Regions from separate parts of the Homo sapiens genome. Here region 2 is linked to region 1. The links are chromatin loops, found by intact Hi-C in ENCODE. Cell type or tissue: Caco-2. All regions are shown on one strand. Links, peaks and the distances in the headings refer to the core of each region. The heading gives the core; the rest is flanking DNA.

Evidence for each region. Peaks named below come from ENCODE experiments on the same cell type or tissue, not always from the same donor. Only the 100,000 strongest peaks of a DNase experiment are listed, where the experiment ranks them.
Region 2: a loop joins it to region 1, with 2.4 times the contacts of the local background. A loop is called at or near these places in 1 of 110 quality-filtered maps.

Annotation. Positions count from the first base shown.
Region 1 is chr5:136,102,391-136,107,777 of GRCh38, forward strand. No RefSeq gene overlaps it. Among named protein-coding and RNA genes, the nearest start is that of SMAD5, 28 kb to the right of the region's middle. In Caco-2, for the core only: no CTCF peak of the experiment used is centred there; DNase peaks (open chromatin) are centred at 1,771, 2,121 and 4,811.
Region 2 is chr5:136,150,226-136,155,612 of GRCh38, forward strand. SMAD5 (SMAD family member 5) reads left to right here. Exons shown (of 8, transcript NM_005903.7): 3 at 3,367-3,938. The coding sequence starts at 3,536. Among named protein-coding and RNA genes, the nearest start is that of SMAD5-AS1, 18 kb to the left of the region's middle. RefSeq lists an enhancer at 2,981-4,180. In Caco-2, for the core only: no CTCF peak of the experiment used is centred there; no DNase peak of the experiment used is centred there.

The sequences.
Region 1 (5,387 bases), core at 171-5,170:
AACGTACCCATACATTTGTAATACCAGTGACCCAAGATTCTGTGATTCTCTAAGGAGGAGTGGTGTATCAGAGGGGAAATGACACCTAGATGGCACAGGGTGGAGAAACGCTGCTTTACAGTTGGTAAAACACTTTTGCTCATATTTATCTCAGTGTGCCTTCTAAACTTTCAAAATGTCTCCCGAACACAGAGGCAAGGAGTGATATGAGAAAAGAAAGAACTTGTTTTTTTGAGACAGAGTCTCTCTGTCACCCAGGCTGGAGTACAGTGGCGCAATCACAGCTCACTGCAGCCTCAACCTTCCAGTCTCAAGCAATCCTTCCACCTCAAGCCATCCTACCCACCTTCCGAGTAGCTGGGCCTGCGGGTGTGCACCATCACACCCGATTAATTTTTAAAAAAATTTTTTTTAGAGAGAGGGTCTTGCTTTGTTGCCCAGGCTGGTCTCAAACTCCTGGCCTCAAGCAATTCTCCTGCCTTGGCCTTGCAAAGTGTTAGGATTACAGGCGTGAGCCACTGCACTCGGCCAAGAATGTTTTCTTCCACACACAAACAGCAGCCTTATATATTAATAATGCTAGACCCCTACCATTAGTACTGGAATGCTTTTGAGTCATAAATTAGAGGGTGACGCAGTGCCCAGGACCAAAGCTCTACAGCATCCCTGCATGGTGCAACCCTGCAAGATTTGTGTATAGATCATTTAATAGTTTAGGGGCAGGAATAACCCAAAGCAAAGTGCTCCAGTCACCACTGAGGAAGATCAGGAAAACATTACAATGAAGCAAAGCTGGTATTACAAAGGCACACTTGCATATCTTGACTTGGGATTTCCATTTTACTGGGCTGGAGGCTAATCATTCTCTCAAACATCTGGTGTGGTTAGTATCACTCTCCTAACTTTACAGATGAGAAAACAGAGGTTCATAGTGCAAACAGACTCCACAATGTCTTGCTGAATGCACTTGTTGGTTTAGCTACCCCCTGTGAAGCCTCTTAGGAACTCAGGCCACACTGGTGTTCCTCAGCTCTAGCTCCTGAAACCAGCCTGTCTTGGCCTTTGCTGGTATCCTCCTTTTGTTTATTCCTCTTTCGTGGCCTCTTTGCCTCCCTCTTCATCTTGAATATAGGCTCTTCGGTTAATTTTTTTTCTGCCATAGCACACTTCTTTTCTTCTAGGCATTTATGAAGACTTATTGTATTTTCAGATGTGTCTATTTGTGTATTGTCAGTCTTCATCATCATGAAGTCAAAGTTCTTGCCTGTTTGGTTCACTGCTGTGTCCCCAGCACCAGGCTCAGTGCTTCATAAATATCTGTGGAATGATGAATGAAAGGAGAGAAGAAAGGAAGGCCAATGCATCACTTTTATTTGAAGGTTTAAATATAAAACATAAACTGTTTTCCTGGATATTGTATTAATACGATAATGCTTAAACATTAGAATGTTGAAAGAGTTGTGTAGTGTCGATGTAACAATTGTTAATATAAAATAAGAGCTAGTAATTGGAGTTCATTTCAAGGAAAACTGAATTTAATGTTAGGTTGGTTGGTTGTGACACAAATATTCATTGGATCAGAAATTACTCCAAAATGCTACAGGAGTCAACAAGGTCAAAGAATTAGTTCTATACCATGTGGCTCAAAAGCAGCACTTTGGACTGAATGCTACAGGGGCCACACACAAAGCTCAGGCTTCTTTACAGTTCCTGGTGACATGAGATATTAGGGTACAAGTCTGGGCCTGGAGACCTAATCAAGGCCTGATACGGCTCTGCAATGTGGGTCGACTTGCTTCTTTTTTCTGAGCATGTTTCTTCTCCTGCGAAATGGGGGTTAATAGTCCCAACCTGCCTAGTTTAACTCCAGATTAACTCATCCTTCATCAACATGGGATGGTTGGAATCGGATGTAGGGCCTTGTCCTTTGTAAAAGCATAAAACACAAAGTGCTGTTAAGGATTATAGCAATAAGGCACGCACACACAAAACATCTGGGTATCTGTTTGTTCCCTTCTTGCTAATCTGCAGTGGTAATAAGGAATTCCAGGTTAACTCCTAGCTTCTGTTATCAGGCAGAACTTTGGATTGCAGCCTCGTAGCTCCTCCTGAAAATGCATACTTGAGCCAAGAGCAAACCTGTAAGGGCCTCTCAGATACTGCTCACCCCCCGGAAGCTGGATTGCTTTGAATATTTTGCCAAATCTCCTTCCCACTCTTAGAAGAAGATTTGAGTTGAAAGCACATAGAACAGTTGTCTTTGCCTGTCACTTCCCCCTTCCCCGGCTGCAGGATTCCTGTCTCACAACTACCCTCCTACTCCCTTTCTTTTCCTCCGTCCCAGACCCAAACTTGTAGGGGACCTTTTGCCCTGAATTTCAGCAGGAAACACAACTAGCAACCAGATGTCTGACTTTTTCACCCCATTGGCAAGGATCAGCCATCTTCCCTGTAAACTTCCGGCCTTTCCTCTCTGTTAGATCTTTCAGCTTCTTCACGCTCTGTCTCCTTTAGCTCAGATGCATGAAAACCCTCCAGAAGAGAAACAAAAGGTAGCCTGCAAAGTGCCGCAAACGTGCATAGTATTTATATGCTCTACCCAGCAAATTGGTTGTCGGTGGATGTCGGAGGGAATGGGGGTGAGAGGGTAGCAATTCAGCTTTTAGATTCATTTGGTCTATCAGTAAATTCAGATCCAATGAAGAATAGGTGGCTTTGATCAAAGATAAAGATAATGAAAAGAAGTTAATAACTTAAAATAACACACCAAGGGAAAAAAACACAGATTCTGTTACCATCAAAGTGTTTGAGTATGATAAAATAATAGGTAAAGTAGCTTTCTCAACTTCAGGAATAATGAGAGACCCAGATCTTCTTTGACACAGCAGAGACCTTTGGGACTGGGGCAGACCTTAGACCTCATTCAGTTTCTTCACTTTCCAGGTGTAGAAACTGAGGTCCTACCTGAGTGGGAAGGACTTGCCCCAGGTCCCTTGCTTGATGGCAGAGTGGGGTGTCCCAGCTCAAGGGCCTGCCCCTGGCACTGCTTATATCTACCCTGAGACATTTCTGGAGAAGGATGGTGGTCACGGACCTGGGCTTGATCTGCCGACTCTCTGTGCCTCCTGTCTTCCTGCTCTTGGGATGGTTGGCTGGTCCCCCATCTCAGGAATCCACTCTAATCTGCGGCTCTCGGCCATGAAGCAGCAGCAGTGATGGGGCTTTTTTCCTGCGTCCACCAGCCATCTGATACACACCCCAAAGGGGAGAAGCATGAGCCTTTTTTTTTTAACATAAGAAACCTACCAATAAACATCTCCGTTGTCAAGTCAACACTTGTTGACCATCTATAGGCAGTACAGAGGAAGTGTTTCTCAAAGAAATGAATGAAAAACAGGTGGGGAGTCAGTGGAAGCCTTGAAATTTTAAGGAATTATCACTCAATCGCACAAAGTCCTGTATTACCTTATCCCCTTCCTTGCCCGGGCTGACTTTCCCTGCTTACCTCTGTCTTCACTGGTGTAAATCATCATTCCACTAATCCCAGATGTGTAGCTTGGGGCAAGTTTCTGCCCCTCTCTGTGCCCCAGTTTCCTCACCTATGAAGTGAGAATAATAGGGCCAGGTACAGTAGCTCAGTCCTGTAAGCCCAATACTTTGAGAGGCTGAGGTGCGAGGATCACTTGAGCCTAGGAGTTTGAGACCAGCCTGGGCAACAGAGTGAGACCCCATTTCTACAAAAATAATTTTTTTTAAATTAACCAGGTGTGGTGGGATGTGCCTGTAATCACAGATACTCAGGAGGCTGAGGTGGGAGGATCACTTGAGCCCAGGAGTTTGAGGTTACAGTGAGTTATGATCATACCACTGCACTCCAGCCTGGGTGACAGAGTGAGGCCCTGTCTCTACAAAAAAGAAAAAAGGCATGGGGGAATAATAGTTCTTAGGGATACAATTGCCCTGGGGGTGATGTGAAATGAGGGCTATCACACTTAGCATATAGTAGAAGTTCAATAAGCTTTAGTTCTCTTCCTTCTGTAATGGGAGACTATACACATGTTCCTTAAGCAGTGGGTCCCAACAGAACAGGAGGGTGCCCTCTTCAGCAAGTCTTATGACATCTTGCCTTCCTACACACCTGAATCTTTGTCCTGCAGCCTCGGCCGCCAACAAGAAAGACCAATCTGATGCTTAAAGGATGTGTTCAATTCTCCTGGGTAGCATGGGCACCTCATCCTGGCAGGGTCATGGTGGAAAACATTTGCCTTTTCTGTCCCAGGCCCACAACCAGGGGCTCCAGCCCTGAAGTTTCTAATTGTTTACTTCGCAACACTTGAATTTTTATTCTAAAAAAAAGGAAGGAAAAAAAAAGGAAAAGAAACCAGGGCCCAGACTTAATGCAAATGAATCCCAAGGGGAGTCTGTTACCTTCGGGCTCAGAACAATGAGTTAATTGAAAGCGGTAATGAGAAAAAGCAGCTGGCATTCATAAACCCATGGGCCAATGAGCAGTTCAATTCCTGGGCAGCAGGTGAGAGCCAGGCTTTCTAGACAACCAAAATGTCAATTTGCTTCTGAAAATAATTGCCCGAGGAATACCAAGCCACCAGCAAGGACTGAGCCTGTCTACAGGTCCTGTCACCTGGCTGGGGGCCACCTGTGATGGCCCCAGCACCCAGACCTTCAAGTCTTGAGAAAACTGTGCTTTAAGGACTTACCTGAGACTAAGGACACACACCCACGATGGACACCCAACTGGAGAGTCATGTGAGAAGCCCCAAAGTCAAAGGACTTGCTTCACATTCCAGCTCTATCACTCCTGTGGGGTGGGGCCTGAGGCAAGGCATGCCACCATACCTTAGTTTCCCCACCTGTCACAATACCTGTCCTCCCAGCCTCCCAGCATTTCTTTATCTGAACATCAAATGAGATGACATATTTGGAATGCTCTGTAAAATAAGAGATGTGTTGTGAAAATAGAAAATCCCAACAGAGTGAACTGAGGGGTCAGACTACCTGGTTAACTCAGATAAGACTCAGAAACTAATGCATACCTCACGAGATTGATGAGGGAATTTGATAAAATAGTGTGTGTGTGTGTGTGTGTGTGTGTGTGTGTGTGTGTGTATAAACATACAAACAAAGCATTTGGAAAGGTAAACACTGATGTTTAGCACATATGGTAAGCCCTGAATAAATGTTAACTAATATTGATTATGGGTTATTATTTTCAGGACAGCCTCAGCTTGTAATGACTAAGCCAAGCTTATGTCAGATGCCCAGTTTGGGTTTCTATGCACTTTGCTTCATTTTCTAATCATTTCTGGCCACATGGGTCAAATATCCACTCTGCCCACAGTAGTCCTGCATCATACAAAGAGGGCTAG
Region 2 (5,387 bases), core at 161-5,160, 48 kb after region 1:
TCCAGTCATGACCTTTTCCCAGTGGAGTTTACCACCATTTCTACTGACAAAGCTGCCTTCTGAATGTTTTTAATTCTGTGGGTAGAATTCTCATTTTATCATTATCTTAGTCAACGTGGGTTTAAAATTTGAAATTATCTCTTAATTTCAAGGTACAGTTAGTAGAAAAATCAGTGACCATTCATTAAGTATCATAGTGTGTGGTATGGCACATGCAATGGTCCAGGTGCTGAAGACTACTTCTTAGAAGGATTTTGTACTGTATTTGGGAAGTTATGATATTATTTATGACTTATTAATTAGTTTTTATTATAAATATTCAGTGACCATAGCCTCTTCAGCATTGGGTGGTAAAGGAAGTCTTCACAAAAGGGGATAGATTGGAGCTCATCATTAAGAATGACTAAGATTTCTCTTGGAAGACACAGATGGGCAGAGGGGCAGGGATTTGGATTGGATCAGAAGGTGTGTATAGTGGAAGAGTAATGGGCAAGATTAGATTAGGACTAGATCTAGCCAGTCTCTTAAGTCTTGGTTCGTCTTCTTTCTGAATGCTAATGATTAGAATTCATGTTTGAATAGTACTGTTGAGTTTGTAAAGCTTGTGTTAGATAGACATTAGTACTTTAATATTTCTGTGACTTAGGAACCATCATCTCTATTTTACAGAAAAGTTAATAGGCTTTGAAAAAGTGATACTAGTAAAGAACAGAATCTGGTGGGCACAGTGGCTCAAGCCTATAATGCCATCAACTTGGGAGACTGAGTCTGGTGTGTTTCATTTCCAGGCATATTTTTATTCTCTGATATCATAGATATCTATAAATAACAATTTTTTTGTTTTAAGTTTGATATAGACATCCTTAGAAAGGTATATATATTTTTACAAATTGTTTTTCTTACTCATTTATTTGATAAATGGACACTATTCTAGGTCCAGGGCATCCAGTGGTTTTGAGGGCAGACGAGACTACCTGCATACTAACATTGCATTGGGGAAAACAAAGTAAATAAACAAAGTTGATAATGTAATATCAGATTAGGGTAAATGCTATAAAAAATGAACAGGGTCAGGGGATAGAGAATGTTGTGAGAATGGGCTGTCATGCTATTTTCAATCAAGTGGTCAGGGAATTCCTCTTTCAGGAGGTGACCTTTGAACAACTGAATTAATTTGAGTGAGTATGCTGCGTTAAGTTACGGGAGAAGAGAATTTAGGGGAGAGAACATCAGATGCAAAGACCTCACATAGAAATAACCTTAGAATACTTGAGAAATGGAAAGAAGTTAAGTGTGGTTAAATGCAATTAGGTAGGATAATGGTTAAGAAATGAGTAAGGAGAAGCCAAGGGCCTGATCATGTATGATATTGTATTCAGAATTCTGGTCTTGAAGCTCCTGTCTTTTTGCCTCCCTCTTCCTTAACTGTCTCTCTGTTGCTCATACACATACTCTCTCACACATACGTACACTACCCTATCTAGCCCCCCATTATATTCTAGTGTTCATGAATCAGTCAGCCAGGCCTGTCTCTTATCTAGCCTAGGAAATGCTATGTTCATGTCTGCCTATATATATATTTTTTTGTTTGTGTGCCTTTGCCTTTGACATTTCCCATCTCATCTCAGACAACCAAACCATGGTTTTACTTCCTGACCCACATGGATTTTATCATACATCCTTGATGTAGATGCAACTGAGGTCAGCCCTTCTTACAGTTCATTTAGTACATAACACTTTATACTCTGTGACCTGTTAGTGACAATTATGCTTTCATTCTCTTTGTTATATCTCTCTATTTTAATGTGGCCAGTTTTGTTTGCCTAGGAAAAATCATCCTACATAGGGCTGGGCAAGACAAGGCACAAGGCATATCCATACATAAGGAGGATATCTTTACTTCCCTGTACCCTTCCCCACCATGGTTCCAGCATAGAAGGCTGGATAGCTGCCAGTAGTTGATCGGCATCCAGAACTGTATCTGGTACTTTAGTAGGCTCTCAGTAAGTGTATTTTGAATGAATCAGTTTATTGACTGTTGAGATTAAACCCTACTTGGCATAACTTTTTTTAAAAAGCCCCATCATGGCTATTCACAATACATGGGATGTAACAAAGAATCAATAATTATTTGTTGAGTGTATGTCAGTTTTACTTTACTCTGTGTTTACATTATCTTTATTTACTTTATGTTATTGTCTGGGCTTTAGCTGAGCACATACATTCTTTTCTGGAAAGATGCACCCCAGTCCAGAATAATATTGATGCTAGAATTTTTCAAAGACAAAGCTATAGCTTTTGGCAATTGTAGGCACAAGAAAGGAAGCATCTTTTGTTACACCATTTTTCCAAACGTTATTCTTGTTACTTTAGTAGGTATTTATCGTCTGTGGTTGGCTGTGCAGCGATCTGCAGGAGATCTTACACATTCTTTTTATTCTTTATTTAGAAATGGGATCTCACTATGTTGCTCAGACTGGACGTGATTGAACTCCTGGGCTCAAGTGAGTCTCCCGAATAACTGGGATTACAGGTGTGTGCCACTGAGCCTGGTTTTTACCAGCTTCTATCGGTGGAGTGCCTGTCACTTCCACCTGTCATCATCAGGAGCTTCTTAATGGTGCAGAACAGTGGTTTACCTGGAGCAAGCTCATTAACCAATATAAAATATCACTTAAAATAAGCCGATAGGAATTATAAAATTAGAAACTGACCCTTTTAAAATGAATTTATTCTCTTTAAATTTATTCAACATACTTAGTTTTACAAATAGATACTTGCCATTTTACTGGCAGTTATAATGATTTATTTGAGGGTTTGGTACATCTTATACAACCGTGAATACAATTTGCATCTAATAATGTGACTTCAGTAGTATCATGATTTTTGTCCAAACCTTCTCAGTCTGGGAAACATTTAAAGAGAATAATGACCTTAGAGAAGAGCTGGATTTCTTTTAAGACTTCTATTCAGATCAGGACACAATCACGTTCAAAATTGACATAGCATGTAACATGGATTTCAGTGAAGAAAAGTACTTCAGAATCAAATTTTAGAAGAGTGTTTTAGGGTTTAGTGGCCTAATCAAAGGGAGTCCAGAAGCTATTTTTGGATAATACATAGGAGGTAGAGCAACCTGGTTTTGCCTCTGGTTATCATTTGACATTGCCAGTGTCTTACTTGTTCATATTATGGGGAAGGAATCGAGTGGTCACAGAACTTTTGGAGAAAATTTATCAATTTTTTGTTTACTTTGTAATGCTTTTCTGTTCTTATTTAATAAAATATGCCTTTCGATTATATTAATTTAAATTTGTATATATTGAATTGATTTAAACTAGGATCCTTTCCCCCTTTCTCTTTCAGGACTTGACCCAATGAAAGAAGCATATGGCACTTGTGAAGATAAATGTTACTCCTCCCTTTTTAATTGGAACTTCTGCTTAGGACCTGTGTATGACGTTTCACCTGTGATCTGTTCTTTCGGTAGCCACTGACTTTGAGTTACAGGAAGGTCTCCGAAGATTTGTGTCAAATGACGTCAATGGCCAGCTTGTTTTCTTTTACTAGTCCAGCAGTAAAGCGATTGTTGGGCTGGAAACAAGGTGATGAGGAGGAGAAATGGGCAGAAAAGGCAGTTGATGCTTTGGTGAAGAAACTAAAAAAGAAAAAGGGTGCCATGGAGGAACTGGAGAAAGCCTTGAGCAGTCCAGGACAGCCGAGTAAATGTGTCACTATTCCCAGATCTTTAGATGGACGCCTGCAGGTTTCTCACAGAAAAGGCTTACCCCATGTTATATATTGTCGTGTTTGGCGCTGGCCGGATTTGCAGAGTCATCATGAGCTAAAGCCGTTGGATATTTGTGAATTTCCTTTTGGATCTAAGCAAAAAGAAGTTTGTATCAACCCATACCACTATAAGAGAGTGGAGAGTCCAGGTAGGTCTTATTCCTGAGAAGAATTTGGAAAAACAAAAACAAAAAACCTCTCTTCCTGATATGCATGTAACTAGATTTAGTAATGAAAAGGTTGTATTAGCTTTGTGTTTCCATCTTAAATATTCTAATCTTGGAAGGGCTATTGGATTTTGAGTTTAGCTTTTTATATGTAGGTGATACAATTCTCAGGTGGCTTACTCTAATTCATTATTCACTGTAAGCACCCATATATCTACTCTGCCTTTTCCTGTGGATGACCTGTCTCTGTTTTATTTAAAGCCTAAGCTCCAAGTGTGTACTATATCCCATTCCTTTTTGTCAAATGAAGAACTTTGTTCCTACAGTTATCATCCTTCTCTCCAGCATTATATTTTCCCTTTCTACCAGAGTATTTCTGATAGCATACAAGCATGCCATGATACTACCCATCCTAAAATAAAACTTAAAAAAAAATTCTGCTTTTCACTTCATTCACATAACCCAACCCCAATCACTGCACTGTTTCCACTGGTCCTTTTAGAGGATTCTCCATTTTTATTATCTTTATGTTTCATTTTTTTCTTGTGACTTCTCTAGTTAGTCTTTCTTTCCTACCATTTAACTTGTCGAGATCACTAGTGACTGCCTTTTTATAGGTCAAGGGGTCATTTTTGAGTCTTATCTTACTGTCCGCTCAACTGCATTTGATACAGTTGATCTCCTTCCATCCTACTCAAAACTTTTTCTGTGTTTGGCCCCTAAGACAGTATGCTATCCTGGTTCTCCTACCTCACTGACTGTTCTTGCCCCTCTTTGCTGGCGTATTCTCCTGTTTTCACAGGAGTCAGTCCATGGACCTTTTCTCCATTTATATTATTTCTTTATGTGCTTTCATGCTGTCACATGTCTTAAGATTGTCTATAAGCTGATGCTCACATTTTGAACTCAAGTCAACTTCTCCCTTGAGTTTTAGATTTGTGTATCCAGTTGCCTACTTGACATTTCCACTTGAATATTTATTTATTAAACATACCAAATGTAATATGTCTAAGCGCAGTTTTTTTTCTCTGGTTTCCCCTATTGAAGTGAATGGCAACAGCATTCATGTAATTGCTAATGCCCTAAACTGCAAGGTCATCTTTTATTCTTCTTACTTAAATCCTATATTTAAAATATGAGCAAATGCTGTTTGCTGCACCTTCAAAATATGTCTTAATAAATATGTCACCTCTCATCATTTGTGACATCACTACTTTAGTACAGTACATCATCATCATCACTCACCTTAAGTAGTGTCCTAATTGGTCTTTCTGCGTCTCTTCTTCCCCTTAACCCATTGTGTTTTCCACACAACAGCCAGAATGATTTTTTAAAAACATACTAAATCATGTCAGTTCCTACTGAAAACACTTTCAAGGCTGTCACACTTAAAGAGATTTCTGTAAGACTCTGTATGACCTATCCTCAGAG